2 separate regions of the Homo sapiens genome follow, and region 2 is linked to region 1. Evidence: chromatin loops called from intact Hi-C (ENCODE). Cell type or tissue: CD4-positive, alpha-beta T cell. All regions are shown on one strand. Links, peaks and the distances in the headings refer to the core of each region. The heading gives the core; the rest is flanking DNA. Region 1 overlaps SREK1 (splicing regulatory glutamic acid and lysine rich protein 1). Region 2 overlaps MAST4 (microtubule associated serine/threonine kinase family member 4).

Region 1 (16,317 bases), core at 4,900-12,899:
AAAAAAACAGTAATTCTGAACACATGAAGAGTGATTAAGCAGCTTCATAATCAAATCAGGCTTCATTACTTGCAACAAGGGCAACTCTTTCCATTCCCCACTAAATACTAAAGTTTCAATCTTATTAACATTAAAAGAAAACTCAAGTTGAAACCAAGTAACTAACATGCTATTCAGCTTTTTAGATCTAAAAAAGTAACTCTTCCCATGAGGTAAGGCAACTGAGTAATCTGATTGTATTAGATTGCATTAAAATAATTATACTTAACTTTTAATACACTAATTAAAAGGTATTACTTTTTTGGAAATACAACAATAATGAGTTCAGAAACCACAAGTTATAGTACTGGGGAAAAACATTAGCAGTGCTGTCACTTTACTATTTGCATACTTTCTGTAAAAAGTGAGCCTAAGAATGATGGATGACCTGTATCTTAAACTCAAGTAAACGTATCCTTAAACATAAAACCAATAACCTCCCATATACTCCTAAGTCCTTAAGTACAATTTCTGCACATCATTTATGAAAAGATGATTGAGAGGTAATAAGGCCATCCAATGTAGACAACTAAAGGGTTTTCTTCAATTTAAGGAAAATAAGAACATGTTTCATTTTCAATTATCACAGTATAAAACTGATGGTCCCAAAGCTGCATGACTCTAATGTCATTCTTGAAAACAGGACTTCCTTCTCATTTTAGGTGAAATCAGTAAGAAGCTCTTCTGACATATCACTTACACACTTCTCTATGGGTATGCATGAAATATCCATCTAGATTCCATATGAATTGAGAATGACTAGCACATATAAAATTCTAGAAAACAGTATACCACATTGTAGAAGGCACTAAAGCTTCAGCTTGTGCTCCCATAGCCCATTTTGAAAAGCCAGTTTCCTTTTTTATAAGGGCACCTTTGCCACCTACAGCTGACAAGACACACTGCAATATTATTCATAATAAGCTTGGAAATGTCAAGAAAATTTAAAAAGAAATGCTCACTTTGTGGGTAGTCCCAATGATTCTAAACACTGAATACTAATTCATCATTATTAGTATTCAACACGGTTGCTCTTCCTTTTGAAAGAGAACAGTAGCATGCATTGTCAGTTTTTTAATCCACTTATTTAAGCAATTTTAATCTGCAAAACTATTTTAAAGAAAAATTGTCCTAAACAGTGAGCAAAAGAAAACACAATAGTGAGAATTTAACACAATCACAAGTCCTGTGAAGTAAATGTTAAAACTTCTTACATACTTTGCACTTACAAGGGTGTGTATATATTTGCACCAATTTCAAGCACATCATCAAACTGTATATATTGAAATAAAAAAAAAAGTAAAACAATACAAAATTCAGTAACTAGCATTTTTTAAAAGAGCCTCCAATGCTTATCTCCAGTCTTTAGGGATAGTACAAACTTGGATCTTTGATGTTCAATTTATTTGCAATGGTTCTTGGCAAACACTAACAGACCACATGACAAGTGTGTCAGCCACCATGGAAATGCACAGATTTTAGAAGATGAGTTTGGGTAACATCTGTTATTTTCATGATGTCCATGCTTTATTTTCTTACTCAATAACAAGATGGCCACAAAGTCATCTAACAACTGGAAAAGCTGTTAGATCCTATCTTCATGCTCAACTAGATTTCTTTCCTGTTTACATCTTGTTGAGAGAATTAAAAGCTTTGGATTTGATTCCAGCATTGAGTGCAGAGGTACACTTGTCGGTCCTATACTGCTTCTGTTTTGGTAGAGAGGTTTTCTTCATTCAGCTGACAATTCCCATTGTGCTGTATTTTGTTTTCCTCAGTCCTTGGTGCATCCTTGTCATCTACTTCTTTGCTCACACTTGAATCTGGTTCTTTATTGTGCTCTTTCTCCTACAATGAGTAATTAAGGTATGCATTTAATATTTTCCTCAAGAACTGCCTGCTATGACGACAAAAATGTGAAACTTTATCTTTTGCAAATTTAAAAAACTGGGTATGATTTTCTCTCATTACGTTTTCACACAAAATGAATATGCAAACACTATCAATTTCCCCTTTGTGTTCTCATAAAAGATGGACAATCCATGGAAATTAAATTAGAATTGGTGAACAGAAATTTTAAGCAAGTGCTCAATAAATGTTGCTGACAGACTTGAAAAACGGAGACAGATCTATTGAAAGAGTGAAATAATTTCCAAGGATGCCAGGATAGATTTTTAATCTGCAAACCAATGCAGCAAAAATAAGGAAATGTGGAAAAGGAAGTCACTATGCCTCCTGGAAAAGGCTGTTCAAGAGCACTCCAATTTCTACCCTCAATTTAAAAGAGTTAAATGAGAACAAACAGTGCCCGGCACATCGTAAATGCTTAATAAATGTTATCAATGTTATTGATGATGATGATAATCGTCTATCAGTATTACAGTACATAAAACTATAAGATAGATGTTCCAAAATTCATAATTTCCAAATACAAATATACTTTACCAGTGTAAGTAACTTAATTCACAACTACTTGAAGTATTTATCCAAGTGACAAAAAAGCTCACTTGGTGGAATGTGGTTTTCCATTAGGTATTCTAACCCAACAAACCTAATGTTAACTACACAAAGTCTTTTCAAACTTGCTGAAACATAAATTGAGGAAAATGGCATCAGGCAGAAATCCTATCTACATAAAATCAAATACATTTGTTACTGTTGATTTCTTAAATTTTTCTTATTGCATGCCATGTTAGGATTTAACTTAGTTTTTTTAGTTTTAATTGGCTCTTATCTCTTCAACATTTAGTTTTTTTAAATTACCAATTAAATATTTTAAATATTTTAAAATGCCATAAAATGCCAACAATGTACAAGACACTGTTCCCCAAAGAGCTTTCAGTCTAAAACCATTTGTATGCAATAAAGAACCATTTCAAGTGCCAGACACCGAATGACTGCTGCTTACTTTAAGTGAAGTACTGTTCTTCTCCAACTTCTCCTTCCCATCTCTATCATTAGAACTCTTTCTCATAGACGTTGAACGTTCTCTCTCTCTTCTTTCACTGATGTGGTCCCTTTCTTTTTCTCTCTTTTTATCCTTCTTATTTCTGCTATAAGAATATTGATATGTCAGTTAAATTCTAAGAAATTGTAAGATCTATTATATTCTTGACAAAATATCCTTTTCTAACACTGGATATCTAAAATAATGCATTGTTAATAAGCATCAACAGTAAGCTGGTTTGCAAAGTAACATAAATGAGCCCTACAACCTGACCTACCCCACCCTTACCCCAGTTAGTTTCTTAAGGATACACAAGTCATTTTGGCAGAGGCCACCATATGTTCTCATAAAACACTATTTGGCATAGCCTATTTAATAGTTTTCGAATATTCAATATTTGTTTATGTACTGCAATAAGGAGAAAATAAAACCAAATGAATATGTATCCGCCTCATTTCGCAAAGAGAAACAAAGGAAAGACAATCAAATGATTGGTCAATTACACAGGGTGAATGGGAACAAGGCAGATGGAATGGAGACAGGAGTGACATTTTCTGAATGTATCTTTTTGTCTAATTTCAGTTCATAAGAGAAAAGTTTTGACTTTCCTGGGTAAAGTATTTGTTTCAAAAATACAAACATGGCCTGCATCTATAGTATCCTAAGCCTTCCGTTATTCTCACAAAAGCCAAAAACCTATAAGCAAATAAACAAAAGACCCCTCTGCTGGAAAATCACAGAAAATCACCTAAAAAACCATAACCAATTAGTAAGGCAGTGGGATTAAAAAAATAAATATACAGAAATCAATAACTTTCCTATGTACAAACCTAACCTCCAATTAAACATAATGAAAGAAAATACCTCATTTCCAACAGCAACAACAACAAAAATTTCTAGGAATTAAGAAATGCATAAAGCCTGTATGAAACAAACGATGAAATATTTCTGAAAACACTAATGATGGCCTAATAAGATATACCACATTCCTTGTCTACAGCCATATCACCCTGAGCATGCCCGATCTCATCAGATACACCATATTCCTGGACAGACGACTTGTCATCATGAATCTTTATTAATAAACCTGTTTATCAATTTTCCCTAAGTTAATTTATAAATCGAATGCAACTGTAACACAAATCATCAATAGGTTTTATTTCTGGAATGCAGACAACTGACTCATGTTCAAGCAGAAAAATAACCACTGAAAGGAAAGCTAACTATACTCAAAAAAGCAATGAGGGGTATAGAGAACAGGCCTTGCCAAATACTTAAAAATACGGTATAATCTCAATAATTAAAAGGGTGGGACACTGGCACATGAACGGCCAGTCAAACCAATCCAAGGGCACAGAAGACCCAGAAATAGACCCAAACACACAGAAAAACACAGCACATGACAAAGGCAACATATCAAACTAATGTTAGAAAAATTGAGTTTTTAACAAATGGTACTGCAACAACACGGAAGCATTTGTAAAATAAAACTGAACCCATTTGCCATATTGTACACAAGAATAAGACTCTAACCAGAGATTTAACTGCAAAATATAAAACCATAAAAGTACAAGAAGGAACAATGGGAAAGTTCTATCATAATCTTGGAATAGGAAAAGCCTTTTATCAGTTTTTGACTCACATAAGAAGTCATAAAAGAAAAAGAGAAAGTTATTTTAAAAATGAAAAACCTTTGTAAAATCAAGTCTCACAAACAATTTTTTAAAAGAAACAGCAAACTGAGAATGTTATTTATAATCACATCACTAAACAATAAGCTCCCTAATATAAAAGAGTTCTTGGAAATAGAAAAGGAAACAAAAAGGCCAACAGGAAAATGGGCAGAGTATACAGACAATTCGCAGAAAAAGAAATACAAATGGCTTTCAAATCTATGAAGTGGTCACTTCTCTCATAATTAAGAGTGCAAACTGCTGCCAACTCTTATAGAGGATAATTAGGAAATATCTCTCAAAAATTACAAACATGCTTATTATCTAACTTAACAATGCCATTTCTTGAGATTTTTCCTACACACATGCACACTAAAAACAACTTAAGTCCAAAGCTATTCATTACAGCATTACATAATTTATGGTAAAAAAAATTCAAAAAACCCCTTCTACTGTAGCCTAGTTAAAAAACTAAGGTATGGCCATACAACGGAAGCCTACGCAATTATAAAAAGGAATTGAAGAAGCTCTCTCTGACCTGGTAAGTTAAGTGACAAAAAGACTTCCTGGTAGTTAAATGACAAAACCAAGGGCACAACAGTGTGTATTCTGTGTTGCTTCTTGTATTAGAAAAAAATGATACATTCTCATCTTGTTATCTGTATATGAAACTGGAAGCATATACAAAAAAACCTCACGAAGTCATTACTTCTGGGAACAGTGTAGATGGGCAAGAGTGGAAATTAAGACTTCCTGATACATAACTTTTATCTTTAATTTCTGAATAATGCATATGTATTATTCATTCAAAATATAAAGTTTAAAAAATAAAGAGAGAAATTTAAAATTTCAAAAAATATTTATTGCTTTCTCCTGTTTAGTTTTAGCACAAGCTCCCAACCTACCTCCTGGGGGACGGAGATCTAGAAGATTTCCTTTTTATGGTTTTTGATGTTCTTGGCGATCTGGAAGAACTCCTGCTCCTCCTCCTACGCCTTTCCCTGAAAATCAAAAACACATCATTTTTAAAAACAGCAATTGAAATAAACGGCAATTCAAATATACAAAAGCAAAAGGGTCCTTGATATTCTCATATGAACAGTATTCTTTAGAGGCCAGTTTAAACTTATGTCCTTTATGAGCATGTTCAATTACCTAACTTTAGAGTGGGTCAAATTATGAACCATAAATTTTACAGACTGATGAAAACATCATCTAAGACTTCATATTAGGAAGAGTAGAAGACCTCCTCCTTTTCACCTCGTTTATTTGAACAATTTCTTCAGTAGAAAAAATATTAATGGCGTGGCGTTTCTGCTTCTCTCAAGTGTATTTTCTCAGCAGCTAAAACAAGTTTTGCTTATCAAATCCTTTGTCATGTATCTAGCTCCTTGCTGCCCCACTGTGGATTATAACAAAGTAACAGGCCCTTTTCAAAAACTGAAACATAAACTGGCTTGTAAAATGTGAACTTTCTATACCCAATTATCAACAATGTCTACTTAAAAAGCATTTACATTACTATCATTTTAGAGAGAAATTGCTTTTCCCTCCAACCTCCTATCATTTCATTACTGTTGTTCTATTAATTTAAAATTTAGTGTACAAGTTGCTTAGATGTAAGCAAAACAGTTACAATCTGAAAAGTAAATATGACAGGAATAATTATAAAATAGATTACGTTATTATTATTAAAAACCATTTTGCTTATCAGATTAGCAAATGATACATATTCTAAACTACTTCAACTCAGAAACAATGAACTTCACTAGGTCTATAATTTAAGGGATATGGTACGAGGACATACCCAATGATCTATCTCACAAGTTCTGATAATCAGTGACCACATAGCTAAAAAACCAAATCCTCTGGAATTCATGTTATCCTTACCATTTCAGGAAACTGATTCTAAGAGACTAATAAAATAATTTAAGTTTTTCATTTCTAAAATAAAAAATGCTCACACGGTATATATAATATGTATTAAAATACAAAGCTCAAGAACTCTGAGAACACAACTCAATTCTACCTCTACCTAAGACTCTCTCCTCCATTACCCACTTTTATTCCCAAGACACTCCACAATTACACTTCTAATGTGGAAATTAGATACATTATTTGATTACATCAATGACATTCTCTTAACAGCTCAGCCTAAGAACCAAAAATACTTTTTTCAAAGCATGTGAATGTCAGCGTATTCCAGACTTTAAGATTACACAAAATCGCTCTGCCTTTATCAGTGTAATTCTTTTACTTATTTGTTCAGAAAGCACTATGTACAAGTGGATGTCTAATACCTACTAGCTGACGATAATGAGAGGAAAGTCTCCATAGACAGCAATCTAGACAATTACTTGAGAAAGAAATTGTATTAACAACTAAAGTTGGTGAGATTTAGACTTAAATTTGAGTTATACACCTTACCCAGCTATACAACCAGGATCATATTACTTAACCTAATCTGTTTTTCAACTGAAAAATAAAGACAATTAATAATTCAAGTTTTATTAGGTTGTTGAGGATTTAGGATAAAATCTGTAATGTGCAAAGCATAGAGTGTGACACAGAGTAGGTGCTCAATAAATATTGTTTTTTCCTTCCCTTTCTTGGTATCACCTTTAATGACAGTAAATTTAAGCATTAAAAAATTATTTAATATCATTTTCTTTAAAAGTATAAATTAGGAGACAATGTTAGAAATAAAAATATTAACTATTTTTTGAACAGTTAAAATATTCTCCATTTAGTAAACAAATCAGAACATTTGAAAAGCAGAAAAATGCTAAAAGACAAGAAATTGTAACTCTTGGCTGGGGGCGGTGGCGGCTCACGTCTGTAATTCCAGCACTTTGGGAGGCTGAGGCGGGTGGATCACCTGAGGTCAGGAGTTTGAGACCAGCCTGGCCAACATGGTGAAACCCCATCTCTATTAAATAAAATACAAAAATCAGTTGAGTGTGGTGGCACACGCCTGTAATTCCAGCTACTCAGGAAGCTAAGGCAGGAGAATCGCTGAACCCAGGAGGCAGAGGTTGCAGTGAGCAGATATTGTGCCACTGCATTCTAGCCTGGGTGACAAAGTGACACTCTGTCTAAAAAAAAAAAAAAAAAAAAAAAAATTCAAAGAAATTGTAACTCTTTACCAAGCTCTTCTGAAAGCATGAAACATTCCAAACTGCTGCCTTTATAAACTAATGTCAGTCATCTTTTATTCTCAAGGCCCCAGTTGTTACTGAAGAATGTATTTGAGCCAGGTGCAGTGACTGATGCCTGTAATCCCAGCACTTTGGGAGGCCAAGGAGGGCAGATCACTTGAGGCCAGGAGTTCAAGATCAACCTGGCCAATATGGTGAAACTCCATCTCTACTAAAAATACAAAAATTAGCCAGGCATGGTGGTGCACACCTGTAATCCCAGCTACTCGGGAGGCTGAGGTACAAGAATCACGTGAACCGAGGAGGGGGAGGTTGCAGTGGGTCAAGATCATGACACTGCACTCCAGCCTGGGCGATGAGCAAGACTCTGTTTCAAAAAATATATACATATATATTTAGGAATGAATGTGAACACTTGAACTTTCCTCTACACCAAACAACTTAAAATGGCCCGAGAAAAAGTTAAACATTCCCATGTCATCAAAAAAAGTAAATTCGTTATTAAAAAGGAATGAAAATAGTATTTGGTGCTGTGAAAGGTAATGTCTAAACAATCACAGAAACACAAAGGCATGTGTGACACAGAATCAATAAAATCACTTTGCAGTAAAGGTGTGGTTACAAGGCTCAAACCAGTACCCACAGCAAAGGAGGTTACATTAATTCTTCAATCTGTGGTTCAATGTGCTGAAATCCAGCAGTGATCTGTTTATTTTGAGCCTTGTTTTAACATATACTACTGCTTTCAACTTTATGCTTCTGAGGTAGTTTTTAAAAGTAAGTACAAGTACTAGAGAATTCTCAAACTTAATCTCTAAAATAAAGGAAAAGGGCTACTATACTTCTCATACAGAGCGTCAGCTTCCTCATGTTTTAAAACAGTGATGATAATAATCTTCTCCCAGGCCTGTTGTGAGGATTAAATAAGGTGAGACATGAAAAAGTCTACTGACATCATGTCTGGCATACAGTAAAGTGCACAATAAATGTCTACGATTATCTTTTATTATCTAGTCAAAGGCTGGTATTAAAAATAAACTACTAAAGCACAAGTTTTAAAAATGGGAAACATATATTCCTTTATCTCAAATTATTTTCTATTAAAAAACCATCTTTAAAAATCTTCAAAAATTTGCTAATATATATATTTAGTATTTTTAAGATAGTGTAGTATAAGTTAGGAACTTCCATTTACAGTCATGGTATCATCTGAAGTAAAGGATGTGGGTTTAGATAATCTTAAATCTCAAAAGTTGTTCTCATTGTACAGCTGTTACTATGGCAACTTGCTGCCACCTGGTGGTAGTAAAGCTATTAATAAACTGAAATCACGGTCCTAAGGAAAAACTCTAACCCTTAAAACTGACAAAATAAAACACGACCAAAATTTAAATGTTATGCACTTAACAAAATAAGGATAAAAATTAACTTAGGTGACAAAGAGGGCTAACACTGCAACTTCAGCAATCATTTTACATATTAAAATTAATCACACCATTCAAAAAAAGTTCAGGAAAAAGCCTAAGACGCAAATTCTTAATGTGCTTTTTAAAAAAAGTACCTTTCCCTGCCATCCCACCCTCTAAGAAAATAACAATTATTATTATTCTATTAAAATAGTGGTTACAAAGAATAGCTAAAACTCTTCAAATAATGTTGCCCAGTATCATCTCTTTCCCCACTCTGCTAGAGAAATGTTTACTCTGAAATTAGGAGAAAATGTTCTTATATTACTTTACAGGTTCCACTTGCGTACAGTAACCTTTTCTCCCTCCGTAAAAAATTTTGTTTCCAATTGTCATCAGCAAATCCCTTTGTAAAAATTTTAAGCATTATCAAACCTGCTGGAACTACGAGATCTTCGCGATGCATTGTAACTCCTGGGTGGTGTTCTGGATTTTTTATCCTTCTTTCTTTTTTCATCTATCTCTTTGGATCTGTCTTTTTCTCGTTCCTTTTCTTTGTCCTGTTCCTTTTCCTTCTCTTTGTCTCGATCCTTCTCATGCTCTTTTTCCCGTTCTCTCTCTCTGTCCTTTTCCTTGTCTTTTTCCCGGTCCTTTTCCCGTTCCTTGTCCCGGTCTTTGTTTTTACCCCGTTCCTTTTCTTTTTCACGTTCCTTTTCCCTCTCTCTCTCCTTTTCCCTGTCTTTCTCTTTCACTCTTTCCTTTTCCTTGATCTTTTCTCGAGTGTCTTTTCTCTTGTCCCTTTAAAAACAAAAATAAATAAATTCATAACTAAAATAGTTCTACCTCCTCCAAAAAGACCTCTCTCTCTTCAACAATTACCAACACAAGACAATTTATAGTACCTACAGACATTTACATATACATTTTTATATAGCTCAGGTGTACAAGAAGCTGCTAAACAAAGCTATTCATACTACGCAAGCTGAACTGAGTAGTTTGGAAACCTCATGAGTCACACTGACATCAGATTCAGATCACTGGCAATCAATATTAATCCTAGATTACTAAAACAATAAAAAAGGTTTAATTTCTCTCATTAAAAACCTAAACCACAACAGATTTTTAACAAATGAAGCCAATTAAAATATTATCCCTTAGCACTAACAGAACTCTGAGGAAAAAAAAATTATTGTTAATTTCTCTAAAACTCACCGTGAATGCGAACGACTCCTTGACTTCCGTCTCTCCCTTGATTTAGAGCGTTTTTTATGTGGGCTCTTAGATCTACGTCTGTCTTTCTGTCTTGAACGTGATCTATTATGGGATCTACTCCTAAAGAAAAAAAATTGTTAGAATATCAAAACTTAATTTACGATCTTTCAAACAAGAAAATTTAAAATCTATCCTAACAGTATTTAACAATATTTTAAAAATTTCTCTTAAATAATACTTTAGTTACATAATCTGAAATACATTTACTGGAAACTTTACCGGATATTTCATTGTCTAGAACAGAGACAGAAACAAAGAATTTAACAGTTATTTCGTATATTTTCAGATGTGGCTTTTGCTAGTCATTTTATGCCTCAAATCAGTATAGAAGATTTTTCCCTGTTGACTTGCATGTAATCTGGTCATAACACATCATGACAGGGAGTAGTGGTTACGTGGTTGAGTAGTTCCTGTGAATGTGTGCTGTCTGTCATAACAAACAAAAAGAATATATAAAAGGAAGCACAGTCCTAATGACAGCGCCACTGTGACAGGAAAATAAAAATCATTACTCATAAGTTAAAACTAGATATAATCAAATATTGGATTTGCAATGCCTTGATTTTATAGCTGTAACTATAATCATAGCTACCAGTTGAGTATCCCTTATGTGAAATGCTTGGAACCAAAAGTGTTTTGAATTTCACATTTTTGGAGATTTTCGAATATTTGCATTCTATATATACACACGCATAAAACTGGTTGAGCATCCCAAACACACAACTGAAAAATCCAAAATGCTCCAGTGAGCATTTCCTTTGAGCATCACGAAAGCGCTCAAAAAGTTTTGAAGCCTTTTGAATTTCAGATTTTCAAATTTGTGAGTCTCAACCTGTATGAAAAGAAACTGTTAACTGCAGGAAACGTTTAATTGCAGGAAAAGTAACTGTTATTCCAATTTGGACTAGGCCCCCTTTCTCACTGAAAAAGTTTTTTGAGAATGTGATTTTTTTCATAACGAGGTATCCTAACTGCTTATTAAATTGTAACAAAACAGATGTACACAACTTAAATAGCAAAGTGATTAGACTCAACAGCTTTGGAGTCTGACAATCTGGCTCTGAAAGTCAGCTCTGCCACACGCTACCTGTGAGAACTCTGGCTAGTCACTTAACCTCTCCAAGCCTGAGTTTCTTCCTCTATAAAGTGGAGTAGCAATCATACCTGCATCTCTTAGGGCTGTCATGAGGATTACAACTGATGATGTATGTAAAACTGCGTAGTATTCTCTAGCACAAAATAAATGTTTAAAAATCTTAACTCTCAATGTCATCATCATTAAAAGTTAACATAAATGTAAACTTTATATCCTTATGTACGTATTCCAAGGAAGCTGAATGAACTTCTATAAGTATCCTTTATACAGCTAAAACTCATCTTGATAGTCATGTTTTAATAAATTTAGAACAATTATCAGTAAAAGAAATATAGTTGGGCTGGGCACAGTGGCTCACACCTGTAATCCCAGCACTCTGGGAGGCCGAGGCAGGTGGTACTTGAGGTCCACCTGCCTTGAGGTCAGGATTTCAAGATCAGCCTTGCCAAACATAGTGAAACCCGTCTCTACTAAAAATACAAAAATTAGCTGGGTATGGTGGCATGCACCTGTATTCCCAGTTACTGAGGAAGCTGAGGTGGGAGAATCAACTGAACCCGGGGGGCAGAGGTTGCAATGAGCTGAGGTCGCTCCACTGCACTCCAGCCTGGGCAACACAGCAAGATTCTATCGCAAAAAAATAAAAGAAAAAAGAAAAAGACCATGTTTTGTGGTATGCTTTGAAACCAGAAAAACCTCCAAATAATCCTCATTAATAACAAAATCTTTTGTTTTTAAACACATTTTTCAGTTAGTCAAAATTCTGATTAAAATACTAATCAACATTACAAATCAAAATTTCAATAGCTAATTTCCATTTAAACTACTCATCTACTATTTGGCTGTAAAAATAATATACAATTGTCTTCATTCCATATTTTTTTTTTTTAGCCTCACTTGGTTCAACATACCACATTATTTTTTATTTTATTTTTTTCCAAAGACCCTAGATAAGAAATCACATACCATGTTTTTAATACAAGAAGATAATTCATAGCTTGCTGAAATCTTTATCACTAGTACTTAAGAGCCATGAAAGTTAAGGAGTAGATGTTAAGGCAAAACTGCAAAACTGAGAACATTATTAGTCCGTTTACAGATATCCACATAGGGTAATCTTTTAAAGTGCCTTTGCTTCTACATACTTAATAAAAAGTCTTACTATAAGATTTCTGTTTTAAGTTGTCCTTGCTAAAAATATAATTCTTTTGTTTTCCTCAAAGCAATGCTTTCCACCAACCTTAAGCAAAACTTATTTTTAAAAATTAAGTATAACTCTCATAAATAAGTTAATAATAAAAAGCACTGATCACTTGGCTTCCAACCTTACCCTGCAATTGAGATGTCAAAAGACAGTGACTAAGAGTAATTATTACATTTTAACTGTGACGTTAAATATTTTCACGTCAATCTTACCCACTAGTAGTTTTCTGATTAAGAATGCTAGAAGTAGTCAAGAGCAGATCTAATCTAACTAAAGATTTATCATTAACTCTCATTTTTAATGCGAAATTGTATTATTCTGAATAATGCAAAATCTTATTTTTAAATTAAACTGTAAAAAACCAGCAACTTACCATTATGCTGCATCAAAGTTCATTTGTAAATCAGTTGTTTTCCATTAAAATATTATAAAATGTCTTACAGTTCCTGTTCTAATCTATAAAGGTTACTTAAAATTATAACAATTATAGTACTATCCATCTTTTCTATGTCTCAATAAATAAAACAGGCATCAAAACTTGGATAAAATGGAAACATACCTCCCTAGTCCTAGCCAAGGTCACAGTGACAAGAAACCCCTTCCTCTCTCTAACCATAAGAAGCGGAAGGAACAGGGAAAGGCTGTGGGGGAGGGTTGGGAGGTAGGAAGCATGGCTCTAGAAGCATTTGAAAATGGTGAAAAAGTAGAAGGTGGGCCTTTAAGTTAAAGGGTTCCTGCAACCCACGCTCATGCTAAGTCTAATAGGTCAGGGTGAGATTCAAGGACAACAACTCCCACTAGCAGAGGAGGAAATGTCAAGAAAGGCCTATCATTCCCTTCCTGATTTCTGGGGGATAGTGGGATCCTTCCAGGTCAGAATCTTTAAGTTAAATGTTTTTAGGTAAGGAATTTTTTTTTTCTCATTTAAAGATAACTCATTCTCTCTTTTGTATTTGTTCTTGAACTTAAGGCTACATGTTTCCACATGCATGCACAAAAACAGAATATGCTGACAAAAGTATGTATGTATGTATATATGTCAGTTAAGAACATGTATACCATGCCTATAATCCCAGCACTTTTGGAGGCCAAGGTGGGAGGATCGCTTGAGCTCAGGAGTTCAAGACCAACCTGGGCAGTATGATAAAACCCCGTTTCTACAAAAAATACAAAATTAGCCAGGCGTGGTGGTGCGTGTCTGTGGCTTAGCTACTCGAGAAGCTGAGGTGGGAGGATCACTTGTGCCTGGGAGGTGGAGGTTGCAGTGAGCCGAGATCAAGCTACTGCACTCCAGCCTCGGCAACGGACTGAAACTGCATCTTGGGGGGGGAAAAAAAAGGAATATATATACATTATTTCTAATGCTACGCAGACATTGTGTGTACATCTGTATAGACATATCTACATAAAGCACATAAAACTTCACTTAGATGATCAAAGAAACAACAATTTTATTCATCATCAAGTTTTGTCTTGTTCCAGTCTTGGACATTAGCTCTCTCTTACAATCAACACAATATGAGATCCAGGTCATCAGTCTTCCTCAGAAAAGAAGTTGTAATATTACTCTTCAGCCCAATTCTATTATTTCCTTGATCTCCTTTACCCTCACCACATCCTGTCAACATATGGAAATATCCACAGTCTAGTATCACTGCAGCTTCTGTTCCACTGTCCTTTCCTGATTCTGGCCTCTGCTGCACTGCCTTATTCTTGTATGTGAAACAACCTCCTTCACTTGGTTCTGAAAGTGTCTTACTGTAAGTCCTTGGATAAACGCAGTAAAACCATATTCCAAAGGAGATTTTGCAAACTAAGAATAGACAAGTATACACTAGTATATCTGGTGTATACTTGTTTACTAGAATCTAAGAAAGAACATCCTATTTTTCCTCATTCTTTGAATCTCCTTGATCAACACACACACACACAAAAACAAAGTAAACTGAGCCTGCTGGTAAAACAATGTACAACAAACTGGTTCCTTTTCCCTCCCCCAAATCCTTTCTCCTTCTTTAAAATCCCAACATACACAGATACACTCTTCCCTCCCTGCTCTCTCAAGACATACATAGGAGTACGTATGTACACATAACATGCAATTAGGATCCACTATACATACTTTCACATTTCAAAAACAGCCCCCTCCGTACCTTAAAATAGACAACAAAATTTGTAACTTTAGTAATGATCTTTAGGGTACTTCCAATTAGGATGGTATTGCCAAATTTGCATTTTAAGGTCCCCTTTATACCAAAGACAAAGAAATGACAGATAAAGAAAATCAAAAGGACAAAGCTATGATCAAAAATAAGATAAACAGAGCTTAAGCAAAGTACTAAAACTGAAGCTGAAACTGCAAGTTACTCCTGTGTTTCAGGTCCAAAAGTGGGCAGAGGAGGCTCTTATCACCAGCAATACCAAGGACTCAAAGTGTTCCTTTGGATACGTGGTACTGAAAATAGGGAATTGCGTGAAAGATCTGGGGTGGTGCTCCCCAAACTTGGAATAGACTGGGAAAACAAAACAAAAAAGCTGCAACTTGAGCAATTATTTTCAGCATGGTCACTAAGGATGTTCCCTTTTCTCAATATGAAGAATGAAAACAGCTTTTGTCACTTCTATATAAAGACTAGTTTACTCTTAGAAAAATCTGGAATAGAGTATCTTTAGACACAAAACTAACTTCTAAAAATAAAGATAAGTTCAAATATTTAAAAATTAAGTATCATTAGACAAAATTTCATTCTCAACTACAGTATTACAATTAGAACAATATTTAAAGGTAACCACACTTCAGGTGTACACTACTAAAATTTCTAACTTCTGATATTTTGACGAAAACTCATAAAATCTTAATATTTTAAATACAAAACTAAAATAAAATTTAAATATGACAGCAGAAATTCTCACCTGTGTTTTGATTGTGATCTTTTCCTTCTAGAATGGGATTTTGAGCTAGACCTGGATTTTGAGCGAGTATGGGAACGAGATCGACCGCCTTTTCTTTCATTGCTCTTTCCAGACTCTGGGAGGAAAAAATCACTTTGCAGTGTAAGCTCAGAACAATTAAAGATCCCAGTTAATAATCAGGCACAAGTGGAATGTACCACATATAGTGCAAGGGGCCTACTCTCTGTACATCCTCCTCCTTCAGAAACATCCAAGAAAGTCATTGCATAAACTCGTTGAGTGCAGCCACCCTGCAGCAGTACATATAAACCAGATGATTATAAACAGCTGTTCGTAATATTTTGTTGCTGCCGTAACGTACGATTACAACATGTCTGTAATTCCTGTGACAGTGATTTTAAGTCCTTTCTCCACTTATTCTGCTAGAATTTGAAGCTTAAATTCTAAGTGTTGATTTAGAAAATCTGCTCAAATGTAAACCACCTAGATGTTTTTAGAATGGGTTTTTTAATTATTTTCATTAGCAACACAAAAGTTTAAATAGATGTTCTTTTACCTTACTAAAATACAGTATCTGTATTTTTTTCTAAATCACGGGCTCTCTTCTCT
Region 2 (16,317 bases), core at 4,055-12,054, 590 kb before region 1:
AATTGATTTCTATAGTCCAAAAAAGAAAACCCTCTCAACTTTCTTCCCAAGATAGAACGTCATGATTCTAACAGCTTTAAAATTCTAGTTTATATTGTCTGCAAAGCTGATTTCTTATTATTATGTGCATGTTATACACATATATATAGATTTTTGTCTTTCTTTTACATTCCAACCAACCCAAACATTTGGGGGGAAAAAAAACACAACTCTCTTCGTGGAGAAAAGCAGCACTCATTCTCTGGCTGTTACGGCTGTAACATACATCACAGCTGTAGAATGCAGGACAAGGATTTGGGGCATGCATTTGCATATCAAGAAGCCAGGATTCAAGATCCCAAGATTCTGTCCTTCATTCTGCAGCTTCCTCACTGTGAGCTGTGAGGCATATTACCAACAATACCCAGACTTAAGGGTCTCTATAATGATTAGAATAATGCTGCACTTCCTCATCAGGGGGCTCCAAAGCTCAGTCAATGTTTACATGAGGCTTCTAGGTGCTTATTTAGCAAGCTGTGGACCTTCAAGACAGGAAACACATCAGCCTCTAAAATAAAAATCCAGGCAGTAATGTGCATAGTGAGCTCCAGGTCTATTGTTTAAATGCCAGCCCTGCAAAAAGGGCACTGGTTATTTTCTCGTCTTTAATCTAATGCCCTTAGTGATTCAAAAGTTTAGCTAGGGAGGAAAATGCAAACATTTCAATCATGAGTGTCTATGCATAGTGAAATTATGGGGTTTTGGGCTTTTTCATTATACTGTTCTGTATTTTCTAAATTGTCTACATTGAATACATATTACTTTGAAACTTAAAAATAGTTAAATAAAATATTTTATTGTAAAAGATTTTTTTTAAGAAGCTAACTAGGATAGACTGAATTATCAGTTCCAATTCTTTACTCCCCTGAAGTAACATTACAGTCAGCTGTCACATCCAGATTCAACGAACTGTGGATCAAAAATATTCGGAAAAAACATAAATATTGATACGATAAAAGTGATACAAATGTTAAAATACAGTACAGCAATTATTTATAGAATATTAATATTTACATTGTATTAGGTGATATAAATCACCCAGAGATGATTTAAAGCTTACAGGAGGATATGCATAGGTTACATGCAAATACTACACCATTTTATATCAGTGACTTGAGCAACTATGAACTTCGGTATCCTGGAACCTGGAATCTGTGGCTACTGAGGGACAACTGTATATACAGTCATGCATTGCTTAGCAAAAAGTATACATTCTGAGAAATGCTTCCTTAGGCAATTCTGTCATTGTGCAAACATCATAGGGTGTACTTATGCAAACTTAGATGGTGTAGCCTACTGTGCAACCAAACTACAGGGTATATAGCCTATTACTCCTAGGCTACAAACGTGTATAGCATGCAACTGCACCTAATACTGTAGGCAACTGCAACACAATGATCAGTATGTGCATATCTAAACATAGAAAAGCTACCTTAAAATATAAAAGATAAAAAGTGGTACACCTGTATAGGATACTTGCCATGAATAGAGTCTGCAGGAATAGAAGTTGCTACCAGGGAGTCAGTGAGTAGTGAGTGAATGTGAAGACCTAGGACATCACCGTAGACTTTAGAAACAATGTACACTTAGGCTACACTGATTTAAAAGATATTTTTCTTTCTTTAATAAGTTAACCTTATCCTACTGTAACTTTTACTTTATAAACTTCTTAATTTTAAACTTTCTGACTTTTGTAATAACACTTAGCTTAAAATACAAACACATTGCAGAGCTGTACAAAAACATTTTCTTCTTTATATCCTTATTCTATAAGCTTTTTTTTCTATTTTTTTCTTTTACTTTTTAAACTTTTTTGTTTAAAAACTAAGACACAAACACATTAGCCTAGGCCTATGCAGAGTCAGGATCATCTAGACATTACCATATAATAGGAGCTTTTCAGTTCCATTATAATCTTATGGGACCACTGTCATATATATGGCCCATCACTGACCAAAATGACTTTATGTGGCACATGACTGTACCTGCATCCTGGACAAGGTATCAAGTGAAGTGTGCTTCTACCCCTTGTCTCTGGGCTTCACCATGCCGTTTGCATTAGCCAATATAAAATTAGCAGATATGACACCAGCAGAACCTTGAAATGTGCCTGTACAGGAGAACTTGCCCTCTCATGCTCCTGTCTTTCATAAGGAGATGATGCCTTTGGTAGCTGCTGGTCTAAAGAAGAAGGTAGACACATAGAACAAATCTGGACCCAAACTGCAACCTGGAACCAAGCCCAGTAGGGCCCAGAGTGACCTACAGCCAAACCCCAACTAACCTATAGCCATCTGAACAAGAAAAAAATACTTCTTGTTGTCTACCATTGAGATGTTTGCAGTTATGCAACATTACTGTTGCTGACTGATACACCACCAAATGCCACAGAAAAACTCGGGTTCAAAAACTATCTCGTGGATTAAGCTGCAGTGTACAAAAAAGGCCATAGCATCCTTCACTTGCCCATTTTTAAAGGAAGCCTACTCAACCATCACTCCAATTTGAGAAAATTCCTTAGCAGAAAGTAATTGTTTTCCTCCTCCTCAGTAAAGACAGATGCTCCTCATCTTACAGTGGGGTTACATCCAGATAAACCCATCAGAAGTAAAAAATATCTTAAGTCAATAATGCATTTCATACCCCACTAAACTCATCATAAAGTTGAAAAGTCAAAAGCCAAACCATAGTAAGTGGGGGACCGTCTGTATACAATTATTTAATTACAAATACAGTAAGTCTTAGGTAGTATGAGACACTATGAGACCATTTAACAATGGGATTTCACATTAATATATTGTGAGTCTCTTTCAATATTAAAACATATTTTTTATAATATGACCTTTAATGTTTACAATTGTTTTCCATTTTATGTGCGTACCATAATATGTTTAAGCAGTATTCATTTGCCAGCTATTTAGATAATATGAAATTTTAATTATTATAAATGGTACTGCTTTATATATAACTAAGGTTAATTCTCTTGACATATGACTGTTTCCTTGTGATGAATTCTGAGAAGTCAAATTTCTGGGTCGACCAATGTGTGAATTTTAAGGTTTTAAATATGTACTAATTGCCTAGTTTTACTTTATTTTTACAATTAAACGACTGGGAGCCCTACAGATTGAGCCAACCACAAATTTTAACTGAGTGAACAATTTTCCCACCTAAGATTCACTCCAGTTAATACTGCTGGAATTAAGAGTTTATTTAAAACCTACTAGGTACTGACTATGCTAGGAACAGTGTAGCAGTTGTGAGCATGAACTCTGGAGCCATGATGCCTGGGTTCAAATCCTCGCCTTCTGTTGTGAGGACTGTGACCTCAAGGAAGTTACTCAACCTGCTTGTGCCTCAGTGTTCTCATGTGTAAAATGAGCTAACAGTGTCTCCCTCATAGACACACACAGATGTTATAAGGATTAAATAAGCCAGTAAATATAATTCCCTAAACACAATGCCTGCTACACAGTAAGCTTTTAATATTAGCTATCATTATAAGGGATAAATATATAAATTGATCACAGATCTTCCTTTCAAAAAGCTAAAAGTTTAGTGAACCTTATCAAGGATAATTGGTTGGCAAAACTGTCCAACCATAAACTAAAAATCTTTGTTTTAAGGAAAGCAGAATGCTGCCAAAGAAAAGATCCTTGGATTAAAACAAAGTAAAACAATGAGAAGGTGGTCAGTTGTTAAGTAACAGATTAGATCAGGCATGGGCCTCTGATGGAAAAACCAGTAAGACTTATTTTAAGTTTAGCAACAGGGTATGTCCCAAGATGAGATCACATGTGATTATTTGGTTACCTAAAACTAGTGGAAAACACATTTTTTAAAGATCAGGGAAGATGCTGTCTTCTCTGTGCTCCAACATCTGACACTAGCCTGACATGAACACAGTGCCTAACACCAAGTAGCAAGCCAGTCGATAAGGGTACCAAACTCATTTCCATGAGCCCATGCCACCCATCAACTCCAAATCCCCCCAAATTCAATTAGTTATGCACATAATACTAACAGCTGCCTGGGCTAGCTGCTTTGTGTATATTATTTCATTAAATCTTCAGCTAAACCATACAGAGGAACAATTAAAAATGTTTTTTTCATATTCTAATATAATTTTCAAGGAACTGTCTTCAAAAACAGGCTGACGTTCGATGGATTTTTTTTTTAGCTCTTCTAAGGACTATTAAACATTTAAAAAAATTATCTGACCAAAGACTTAGTTACCAAAAGTAATTGTGTAGCGAACTAATTGTCTAAGGATTGACTTGCTAGAGCTGTTAAAATTATGACAAGAGAATCAAGTCCGGCTATTTATTTTCAAAGCTAAAGGCCAAATTTCATGTTTGAGATCATATATCTGATCAACAGCCATACCCTTGCATTATTTTAAAGCTTTATGTAAACTGCTTTAGCAAAAATGGATAGAATAATTACTGCCCCTCCTATCTATCAAAAATAGTTGAATCAAGGTAAGTAAATTTCCTAAGTGAAATTAATAAATAAAAGGATGAGTCTTTTAACCTTTAAGATTTAATTTTCTTACCTACAAGAGAATAATCTTTGGGATCTCCTACTTTAAAAAGCAAATAGTCTGCATTTATGAAATGAAAGCAAAGAAAAATATCCTAACAAGCATTAGAAGAGCATCAGTAAACTCAAGGGAAAAGATTTGCCTTAAACTGCAGCAGTTTTTTTGATGAATTTCTCCCCCTTGGCCTGAGGTAGTTTGGCCTTTTGTTCCAGCAGAGTGGCACACAGGGTCAGATGTCCCAGACTCCACTAATCATGTGGCAGTAGCACTTCTGTTCCCAGAAATTTCATCTTCAAAACGTCAAAATCCATAGTTCTCCAAAAAAAAAAAAAATGAGTAATTCAACTTACTTTCCAGGCCATTTTTAAACTGGTAGACAAGACCATCATGTAGAAAGAAAACTCTGTTTGGGGATTTTAAGAAACAAAGTTCCGTGAAAATATTTATATCTAGAGGAAAAAGTACTCTGATGAAATAACAGAAATCCAGCTTTCAGTGGTATATAGTTAATAACATACAATTTTAAGTGGTGAGTTACCTTTTAAAAGCTAGGCTTTAACTTATCTTAATTTGGGTATTTTGCAGTCAAAAATAATTTGTGAGTTTTCTGGATTTGAAAATTTCTCAATTTTAACAATGAAATTTAAAAAGGGGTGAAAGAATTGAACCAATACTTCACGAGACACAAATAATTGTCCAATAAGCACTTGAAAAGGTGTTCTAGATTATCTAGTCACCAAGGAAACATAAATGAAACCCACAATGTGATACATCTATGTAACACTGAAAATGGCTAAAATTTTTAAAACTGGCAATACCACAGGTTAGCAAGAACGCACAGCAATTGGATCGTTCATCCATACCTGTCAGGAATGTAAAATGGCACAATTTTAGAAAACCGTTTAGCAGTTTCTTTTCTAATTTTATTTTTATTAACAAAGAATAATTTATACATATTCATGAGGTACTAGTGATGTTCCAATCATATAATGTATAGCGATCAGATCAGGGTAGTTAGCATATTCATCATATCTCAAACATTTATCATTTCTTTGTGTTGGGAACATTCAATATCATTCCTCTAGCTATTTGAAATTATATATATTTGTTAATTACAGTTATCCTACAGTAGTATAGAACACTAGAACCTAATTTTATAAAGTTAAACATACGCTACTAACACACGCAACAACATGGGTGAATCTTAAAAACATCACACTGAGCAAAAGAATCCAGACCAAAGGAGTAGATACTCTGCTTCCATTAATGTAAACCCCTTGATAAGGTCTATCTAATCTATAATAACAGAGCAGATCTATGGCTGCCTAGGGCCAAGGATTTGGAGTTGAGGGTGGAAGTAGAGGGTGGGTTTGACTAGGAAGAGCATGGGAAACATTTTATATCCTGATCACGGCAGTAGTTAAACTGAGGTATAAATTTGCAAAAATCCATCCAAACATAAACTTAAAATTGGGGATATTGGCCGGGTGCGGTGGCTCACACCTGTAATCCCAGCACTTTGGGAGGCCACGGCAGGCAGATCACGAGGTCAAGAGATCACGACCATCTTGGCCAACACGGTGAAACCCCGTCTCCAATAAAAATACAAAAATTAGCTGGGCGTGGTGGTGTGTGCCTGTAATCCCAGCTACTCAGGAGGCTGAGGCAGGAGAATCGCTTGAACCTGGGAGGCGGAGGTTGCAGTGAGCCGAGATCATGCCACACCACTGCACTCCAGCCTAGCAACGGAGCGAGACTCTGTCTCAAAAAATAAATAAATAAATAAATAAATAAATAAATAAATAAATAAATAAATAGGGGATATTGTCACTGCATGTAAATTATATTTCAGCAAAGTTTATTAATAAAATTTTCAATTTAACTGCTTTCTGGATTAGATAAGATTTTTATGAAATGGTCTGCAGAGGCAGGCCCATTCTTAAGAAAGCTGATTACATGTGGAACTCTGGGGCCATGCAGGACCTTGTAAAGAAATGCAATTCCTTCTCTCATCCAAGCCGCTGCGACTCACCAGTCAGGGCTCCTCCCAGGCTCCCTCGCCTTAGCTGTCTTCCATCCTCACTCAGCTGTCTTTTATACTTCAGTGATTTTCCAGGGCCAGAAGCCACATCTGGGTTGCTGCATTTCCGAAACGGCATGGGTGGAGGGGATAATATGTGGTCAAGCTGCAGAAAGAGGAAGAATGGCATCACTGGCTAGGGCATCAACACAGCCTAGAATGAAAGACCAATCATTCACACTTTTTCTTCCTTTCTTTTCCTTCTCAAACTCCATTCTCCCAACACTGTGTTCAATTTTGCTACGTTAGAGAATTTAGAATTTCACTGTCACATCTTCCTTCCGAAAGAGAGTCTGGCTTGCTGCAAAATCTCGACAGCAGTGATTTTCAAACTGTGGGTCACAGCACATTAGTGGGTCATGAAATCAAGTTTGGTAGATTGTGACTGGTGTTTTTTAATGCAATAGAACAGAAATTATCACAGTCCAATGAAGAAAGGGAAAGGATTGTTTCATGAAATGTTTTATTCAGTTATACGTGTATGTGTGTGTATCCTAGGTCACTATATAAAACATGTCTTTCTGTACATGGTCTCCCCCAAAATTGAAGATTGTCGCTCTGTAGAGAAGCAATAGATCACTCTCTTTAGTGGGTTACAAAAGAAAATTCACATATTGCTCACAAATATATGTTGTACAGGAGAGAAATTTCTAAGTACCCTAGCCCTTAATGGAAATCAATACATCCCTACGTCACTTTATAGCTTTTTAAAAGAAAACCTGTCACAAGAATCAGAGAAACCAAAGTCACTTCAAGAGACAGCATTCTACAAAAGAATCCCTTGTGTCACAACACTTATTTCAAGATCTGCCTGTTTTTGTAAGAAAGCCTCTCATACTTAATAGAGCCATACCATCTAAAATGTTCACCTTCAAGTAAGTACATATGAATATGTGTCTAAGACAGCTGCAAAGGACAAAAATTTTCATATACACCTACATACTTCCAGTTAGTTATTAAAGATCCCTCAAAAAAGTACATAAAAAGGTTAACTCTGTAGAAATTTAAAAACAGAAGAGTCAAGTAACATTATTCAAAGCCGGGCATTTTAAGAGCCGCTTCACTGAGATTTGTTTTGTTTTCATGGGGAAAAGAGGTGATCACCTGGTTATACTTGTCAAATTTTTTCAGGTGAAGATTATCATGGATGTATTTATAAGAAATAGAAATCTGGAGACTAGGTCATCCATTTTGTCTGTCCATGCACTGCATCATATTCAAAGTCATTGCACAGGCGGAGCGCAGTGGCTCACATCAGTAATCCTAGCATTTTGGGAAGCCAAGGCAGGAGACTCTCTTGAGTCCAGGAGGTCAAGTCTACAGTGAGCCATGACTGCAGCACTGCACTCCAGCATGAGCAACAGAGCAAGACCCCATCTCAAAAAATAAATAAAAAATAATTAAATAAATAGAAATATTTATTTCTATTTATTTAATAATAATAGTTCTATAAAACTATTACACAAAAGGAAATTTGATCCTGTTTATGAGCAACCCTTCCCAAGTTAGTTGAGATAGAACAGACCTCATCGGCTTAGCTGCTAAAAGATTCCCCTAAGCATAACTGTATTCATTAGTAAGACCTAACACCTGGATTTCAAGCACTTCTCTGTAAGTACCATCTCACACTCATTGCCGGTCAGTATTTTAGTGAGAGGCCCTTGAAGAACTAGCAGCCCATCCACTCCAAGATCAAAGCCAGATCAGTAGGAAAAAGGGACTCCAGAGTGCACTTGGGAAAAAGGAAAAAAAAAAAACACACCCTTTCAAATGCAGAGCTGAACTTATCACAAGGTATTTGTCGAGGGCTGCTGTTTATTACATCAGTGTCCTATTTAGGAGGGCCTCCAAGGAGAAGTTTCCATATAGCCTCTAGAAAATGCAGAACCAAATCACTGAGTTCATCTAGAGTCAGATCATTAAAGAATGTAGAGGTTATTTTTGCCTCCTTTTTGGCTCCATTTTGTGCTCATACCCCAATTATTTTTTCTGCCAATTTTTAAATTAGAAACTTTTCAGAAAAACATTTGCAACTACAGAAAAGTTACAGGAACGGTAAACACCCATATTCTCAGTGGCGAGTTAACCTTTTGTCACACCGTTTTTGCTCTCTCTCCTCTTCACACATGCACGGGGACTGTTGGTTGCAGGCAGTATGATTCTTCACCCCCCTCCAAATACTTCAATACTTCAACATGCCTGTTCTAAGAACAAGAATATTCTCTCAAGTTCTCTTATCCTATATTCTATGTAGTCTTATAAGGTGTCTCAAATCTTTTGTGAGCAAGGTAACGTATAAATACCAGGAAAAATGTAACATAAGATTATATCAGGTAGACTTAACATTAAAAAATTTACTTTTACATCACAAGACAAATCTGCAGCCACAAGGTGGCAATGTGCCATAGACATTGAACAAAATGTTCCATAACAGCTACTATTTAATAGTCCTAGTAAATGCACTAAGAATGGATGCCTACCCTGTGAAGCAATCAAACAAGTTAGGGTCCATTCTACTTACTTATTTTCTCTTAATTATGAGTGACAGCTGCATAAAATACAAATATTTCTCATTTAAGGTTCATCAGCATCTGCTACTTATTTTTCACCTGATGTTAAATTTTTTCAGCTTGTAGAATTACAATTAATTACTCTGGGGAAGACTGCTGTATCACAAATTAACAGCGGGTAGAAAAACAAGCAGAGGAAAGAAGATAATTCCTAAATAGGAAAGCCATAAAAGACATGAAACAAATGTGGAAGAAAGAGAAGGAAATCAAGGAGAAAACAGAAAAAAAACCTAATTCATCACATATCGCACATATATAGACATGAGCTGTTAGTCCACAAGCCAAGGTTTTTAATCAAAATCACAAGAAGGGAGTATTATTTTAAATCTGGGAAAACTGAGGCAGTGAACTGTGAGGGCTGCCAATGTTTCAGGCACAGTATGAGCAGAAAACCTATAAGCATAGTGCAGTGCTCCAAGATCCCATTTCCTCTTCACATCCGATCACACTCCCAACAGGCTCTCTCTAAATAGATCATTTTTCCAAATTTGCTCTGTTGTCAGTGGCTTTACTATTCTTTCTACAATTAGTCAAAGCTTCTCAAAACGGTCCACTGCAGCCCTGCAATTTATTTTTCATTTTTTGTCCTGAGTCAAATACTCATGATCCCTTTTAAGACACTTCATCACACCCTAGAGCTTATGGTAGACATCAAACATGTCACTTTGGACTTCGTCCTTTAAATGATTCCATTTTAATGTTTTCCAACTTTTCCAGACTCCCAAAGTCTTCATACTACAAGGAGTTGAACTAAAGACAGAGGCTGTCTTGAAACTTTCACTGATGTTCAAGGGCATCTAAGCCTGGGCATGATACCCCTGCTTCAAATACTTGTGGTTCCTCTCCCTAAGCAGGCTGTGTACTCCTAGAGGGCCAGGTCCTACTCCGTGGTCACCTACATGCTGCTGGCCACAAAGTATCTTGCATTGAAACAGCAATATGTCCTTACCTCATGCACCAATAGTAAATACTGATTTGTGTGACTGGATTTGCTTAAAATTTCCTACGTTAGTTCTTACCACCTCCAACAAGAGCCATAGAAAATTTGGAAGGATTCCTTTAATATTATTGAATGCAGAAGTCAGACAGGGGCACAGGACACCACCTACAAGTGAGGGATGTACACCCGCTCTTGCTAGCAGTTTATCACAGGAAACATGTTAGCATCTTAAGGGATAAAAGGTATATAACCAAGGGAAGTGTGAGGCAGAATTGAAAGAAAGTTTCCAAAACTGTCAGTTCTATAGAAATGCCAATCACCAGAATTCTATACCTAGATTTTCTGTATTTACTGCCCCCACCCATTATATGCTGTTTTACAAATTATCAGGCTGAGAAAAAAACAGATCCTCCACGATGACATTGTGGCTTGGCCATATCAATGAAGATGAATTAAAAGCACATAGTTAACATTTAATAGCAATGTACTGTATTCTTGAAAATCACAGAGTAGATTTAAGTGTTCTCACTCCCCAAAAATAAGCATGTGAGGTAATACATATGTTAATTAGCTTGATTTAGCCATTCCACAACACATACATATTTTAAGACATTATGATGCATATACATATGTAGAATTTTTATTTTTCAATTAAAAGAATAAATTTTAAAAAGTAAAAATGAAGGCACATCATTTACAAGCCTCGATCTAATTTTTGTTAATGTCTCCGCCATCACCATCACGACCATCTGCAAATAAGCACCACAGATTTCTTTATCTACGGCTATATGCCCTAGTAATACCACCCATCTGTCTATAAAAAGGCATATTAGAACTGTCCACAAACAGAACTTTCAGCCTCTTAACTGACAATTTTCTCCGACCTCATTTTCAGACACTTCTATTCCCAAGCACATGGGTTCTGTAATTCATAGTTTTTAAATATTAACAGTGGTCATATAAGCAGAAAGAGAAAGCTTTTTCCAATTTCAGTAAATGGCAATTCTGTTTTCTCTAGCTACTCAGGTCACAAAATCTTTCAGTTGTTCTTAACTTCTCTTTCACACTCCATATCCAACTAGTAAATCCTCCAGGCTCAACTTCCAAAATACACCCAAGATCACTTCACCATTTCTATGCCTACCACCCTTGTCCCTGCCATCCCCTTTCTCTCTTGCAATAGCATCTCAAGAGGTCTCTGTGCTTCCATCCTCTCAGAACCACAGCAGTGACCCTTCTAAAATGAAGCCAGATGCTCCAATTCCACAGCTGGAGTCCTTCTCTCTAGTCCCAGCTCCTGCCACTCCACTCGATCCACCTTGGTCTCTTGCCAGACCTTGGATGCCCCAGGCTCTTCCCACCCAGGACCTTACATTTATCATTTCCTCTACCTGCGACACATTCCAGATATTAGCTATTGTGCCCCCTCTGTCCTCTGGGTCTCTATTCAAATGTCACTCTTCCTGGGATGCCCTCTGTAAATGCCTATGTAAAACAGCACGCTCAACCTTTATTCCTTGTTCTTATTTTTCTTCAGAGCATCTATCACCACATGACATATGAGATCTTTGGTACTTGTTTCTTGCTCTTCTCCCCCTGCTAAAATTAAAGTTACATGAAATTATGCACTATATTGTTTTGTCCACTGCTGTATCCCTAGAACACTGCAAACTACATAAAAAGCACCTGTAAATATTGGTGGAAAGAGCAAATCAATTGCAAATCTCTGATATGTACTTTAAAATATAACAGGAAAAAAATAGAAAACACATGCCATAAAGGGCTTTAATTATTGAAAAAATAGAATAAAATTATATTAATTGTTATTCAAGGTGACATACTGGAAACTAAAGTGAGTCTCTAGTATTTTGAAAAACTGAACACTTCATGTGTGGAAAAGACCCTTAGGTTATGGCAAACCACATCATTTGAAAGAATCTGTTCCATATACCAAACTAATATGCTAATTTTTGAACACAGCTAACTCCAAAGGTAATTCCTAAATAACCATTGAACTTTTTAACTGTATCCCTGCTAGCATATATATTTGTCCAAATCAATCCAATCTTTTCCTACTCCACTCCTCTTCCAGTTTTTGCCCATTCAGTATGATATTGGCTGTGGGTTTGTCATAGATAGCTCTTATTATTTTGAGATACGTCCCATCAGTACCTAATTTATTGAGCGTTTTTAGCATGAGGGGTTGTTGAATTTTGTCAAAGGCCTTTTCTGCATCTATTGATATAATCATGTGGTTTTTGTCTTTGGTTCTGTTTATGTGATGGATTACATTTATTGATTTGCATATATTGAACCAGCCTTGCATCCCAGGGATGAAGCCCACTTGATCATGGTGGATAAGCTTTTTGATGTGCTGCTGGATTCGGTTTGCCAGTATTTTATTCAGGATTTTTGCGTCAGTGTTCATCAGGGATATTGGTCTAAAATTCTCTTTTTTGGTTGTGTCTCTGCCTGGCTTTGGTATCAGGATGATGCTGGCCTCATCAAATGAGTTAGGGAGGATTCCCTCTTTTTCTATTGATTGGAATAGTTTCAGAAGGAATGGTACCAGTTCCTCCTTGTACCTCTGGTAGAATTCGGCTGTGAATCCATCTGGTCCTGGACTCTGTTTGGTTGGTAAGCTATTGATTATTGCCACAATTTCAGAGCCTGTTATTGGTCTATTCAGAGATTCAACTTCTTCCTGGTTTAGTCTTAGGAGGGTGTATGCATTGAGGAATTTATCCATTTCTTCTAGATTTTCTAGTTTATTTGCGTCGAGGTGTTTGTAGTATTCTCTGATGGTAGTTTGTATTTCTGTGGGATCGGTGGTGATATCCCCTTTATCATTTTTTATTGCGTCTATTTGATTCTTCTCTCTTTTTTTCTTTATTAGTCTTGCTAGCGGTCTATCAATTTTGTTGATCCTTTCAAAAAACCAGCTCCTGGATTCATTAATTTTTTGAAGGGTTTTTTGTGTCTCTATTTCCTTCAGTTCTGCTCGATTTTAGTTATTTCTTGCCTTCTGCTAGCTTTTGAATGTGTTTGCTCTTGCTTTTCTAGTTCTCTTAATTGTGATATTAGGGTGTCAATTTTGGATCTTTCCTGCTTTCTCTTTTGGGCATTTAGTGCTATAAGTTTCCCTCTACACACTGCTTTGAATGCGTCCCAGAGATTCTGGTATGTTGTGTCTTTGTTCTCGTTGGTTTCAAAGAACATCTTTATTTCTGCCTTCATTTCGTTATGTACCCAGTAGTCATTCAGGAGCAGGTTGTTCAGTTTCCATGTAGTTGAGCAGTTTTGAGTGAGATTCTTAATCCTGAGTTCTAGTTTGATTGCACTGTGGTCTGAGAGATAGTTTGTTATAATTTCTGTTCTTTTACATTTGCTGAGGAGAGCTTTACTTCCAACTATGTGGTCAATTTTGGAATAGGTGTGGGTGTGGTGTGGTGCTGAAAAAAATGTATATTCTGTTGATTTGGGGTGGAGAGTTCTGTAGATGTCTATTAGGTCCGCTTGGTGCAGAGCTGAGTTCAATTCCTGGGTATCCTTGTTGACTTTCTGTCTTGTTGATCTGTCTAATGTTGACAGTGGGGTGTTAAAGTCTCCCATTATTAATGTGTGGGAGTCTAAGTCTCTTTGTAGGTCACTCAGGACTTGCTTTATGAATCTGGATGCTCCTGTATTGGGTGCATATATATTTAGGATAGTTAGCTCTTCTTGTTGAATTGATCCCTTTACCATTATGTAATGGCCTTCTTTGTCTCTTTTGATCTTTGTTGGTTTAAAGTCTGTTTTATCAGAGACTAGGATTGCAACCCCTGCCTTTTTTTGTTTTCCATTTGCTTGGTAGATCTTCCTCCATCCTTTTATTTTGAGCCTATGTGTGTCTCTGCACATGAGATGGGTTTCCTGAATACAGCCCACTGATGGGTCTGGACTCTTTATCCAATTTGCCAGTCTGTGTCTTTTAATTGGAGCATTTAGTCCATTGACATTTAAAGTTAATATTGTTATGTGTGAATTTGATCCTGTCATTATGATGTTAGCTGGTTATTTTGCTCATTAGTTGATGCAGTTTCTTTCTAGTCTTGACGGTCTTTACATTTTGCCATGATTTTGCAGCAGCTGGTACCGGTTGTTCCTTTCCATGTTTAGTGTTTCCTTCAGGAGCTCTTTTAGGGCAGGCCTAGTGGTGACAAAATTTCTCAGCATTTGCTTGTCTGTAAAGGATTTTATTTCTCCTTCACTTACGAAGCTTAGTTTGGCTGGATATGAAATTCTGGGTTGAAAATTCTTTTCTTTAAGAATGTTGAATATTGGCCCCCACTCTCTTCTGGCTTGTAGGGTTTCTGCCCAGAGATCCGCTGTTAGTCTGATGGGCTTCCCTTTGAGGGTAACCCGACCTTTCTCTCTGGCTGCCCTTAACATTTTTTCCTTCATTTCAACTTTGGTGAATCTGACAATTATGTGTCTTGGAGTTGCTCTTCTCGAGGAGTATCTTTGTGGCGTTCTCTGTATTTCCTGAATCTGAACGTTGGCCTGCCTTGCTAGACTGGGGAAGTTCTCCTGGATAATATCCTGCAGAGTGTTTTCCAACTTGGTTCCATTCTCCGCATCACTTTCAGGTACACCAATCAGACATAGATTTGGTCTTTTCACATAGTCCCATATTTCTTGGAGGCTTTGCTCATTTCTTTTTATTCTTTTTTCTCTAAACTTCCCTTCTCGCTTCATTTCATTCATTTCATCTTCCATCGCTGACACCCTTTCTTCCAGTTGATCACATCGGCTCCTGAGGCTTCTGAATTCTTCACATAGTTCTCGAGCCTTGGTTTTCAGCTCCATCAGCTCCTTTAAGCACTTCTCTGTATTGGTTATTCTAGTTATACATTCTTCTAAATTTTTTTCAGTTTTCAACTTCTTTGCCTTTGGTTTGAATGTCCTCCTGTAGCTCAGAGTAATTTGATTGTCTGAAGCCTTCTTCTCTCAGCTCGTCAAAGTCATTCTCCATCCAGCTTTGTTCCGTTGCTGGTGAGGAACTGCATTCCTTTGGAGGAGGAGAGGCGCTCTGCTTTTTAGAGTTTCCAGTTTTTCTGTTCTGTTTTTTCCCCATCTTTGTGGTTTTATCTACTTTTGGTCTTTGATGATGGTGATGTACAGATGGGTTTTGGGTGTGGATGTCCTTTCTGTTTGTTAGTTTTCCTTCCAACAGACAGGACCCTCAGCTGCAGGTCTGTTCGAATACCCTGCCGTGTGAGATGTCAGTGTGCCCCTGCTGGGGGGTGCCTCCCAGTTAGGCTGCTTGGGGGTCAGGGGTCAGGGACCCACTTGAGAAGGCAGTCTGCCTGTTCTCAGATCTCCAGCTGCATGCTGGGAGAACCACTGCTCTCTTCAAAGCTGTCAGACAGAGACATTTAAGTCTGCAGAGGTTACTGCTGTCTTTTTGTTTGTCTGTGCCCTGCCCCCAGAGGTGGAGCCTACAGAGGCAGGCAGGCCTCCTTGAGCTGTGGTGGGCTCCACCCAGTTCGAGCTTCCCCTCTGCTTTGTTTACCTAAGCAAGCCTGGGCAATGGCGGGTGCCCCTCCCCCAGCCTCGCTACCGCCTTGCAGTTTGATCTCAGACTGCTGTGCTAGCAATCAGGGAGACTCCGTGGGCGTAGGACCCTCAGAGCCAGGTGCGGGATATAATCTCCTGGTGCGCCGTTTTTTAAGCCGGTCGGAAAAGCGCAGTATTCGGGTGGGAGTGACCCGATTTTCAAGGTGCGTCCGTCACCCCTTTCTTTGACTCAGAAAGGGAACTCCCTGACCCCTTGCGCTTCCCAAGTGAGGCAGTGCCTCGCCCTGCTTCGGCTCGCACACGGTGCACGCACCCACTGACCTGCGCCCACTGTCTGGCACTCCCTAGTGAGATGAACCCGGTACCTCAGATGGAAATGCAGAAATCACCGTTTCCTGCGTCGCTCACGCTGGGAGCTGTAGACCTGAGCTGTTCCTATTCGGCCATCTTGGCTCCTCCCTCAGCACATGCATTTTAAAGACTCATCCAGTATGCACATGCCCTAAGGCCAAAGTTCATTAGTTCAAAGGGATCACCAATGTCATCTGCATACATAATGAGAGGCTCACCAGTAAAGTCCTTTTTA

Evidence for each region. Peaks named below come from ENCODE experiments on the same cell type or tissue, not always from the same donor. Only the 100,000 strongest peaks of a DNase experiment are listed, where the experiment ranks them.
Region 2: it touches region 1 in a loop (19-fold over the local background); 27 of 110 quality-filtered maps call a loop at or near these places.

The regions. Positions count from the first base shown.
Region 1 is chr5:66,164,289-66,180,605 of GRCh38, reverse strand. It overlaps SREK1 (splicing regulatory glutamic acid and lysine rich protein 1), which reads right to left. Exons shown (of 12, transcript NM_001077199.3): 7 at 15,709-15,823; 8 at 10,436-10,555; 9 at 9,659-10,021; 10 at 5,565-5,660; 11 at 2,948-3,092; 12 at 1-1,887. The coding sequence ends at 1,738. Among named protein-coding and RNA genes, the nearest start is that of SREK1, 28 kb to the right of the region's middle. In CD4-positive, alpha-beta T cell, for the core only: CTCF peaks have their summits at 6,098, 6,401 and 9,090 (motif pointing left); DNase peaks (open chromatin) are centred at 8,455, 9,095 and 10,875; H3K27ac peaks cover 607 bases.
Region 2 is chr5:66,750,160-66,766,476 of GRCh38, reverse strand. MAST4 (microtubule associated serine/threonine kinase family member 4) reads right to left here. Exons shown (of 29, transcript NM_001164664.2): 2 at 6,615-6,768. Among named protein-coding and RNA genes, the nearest start is that of MAST4, 160 kb to the right of the region's middle. In CD4-positive, alpha-beta T cell, for the core only: a CTCF peak has its summit at 9,040 (motif pointing right); a DNase peak (open chromatin) is centred at 9,056.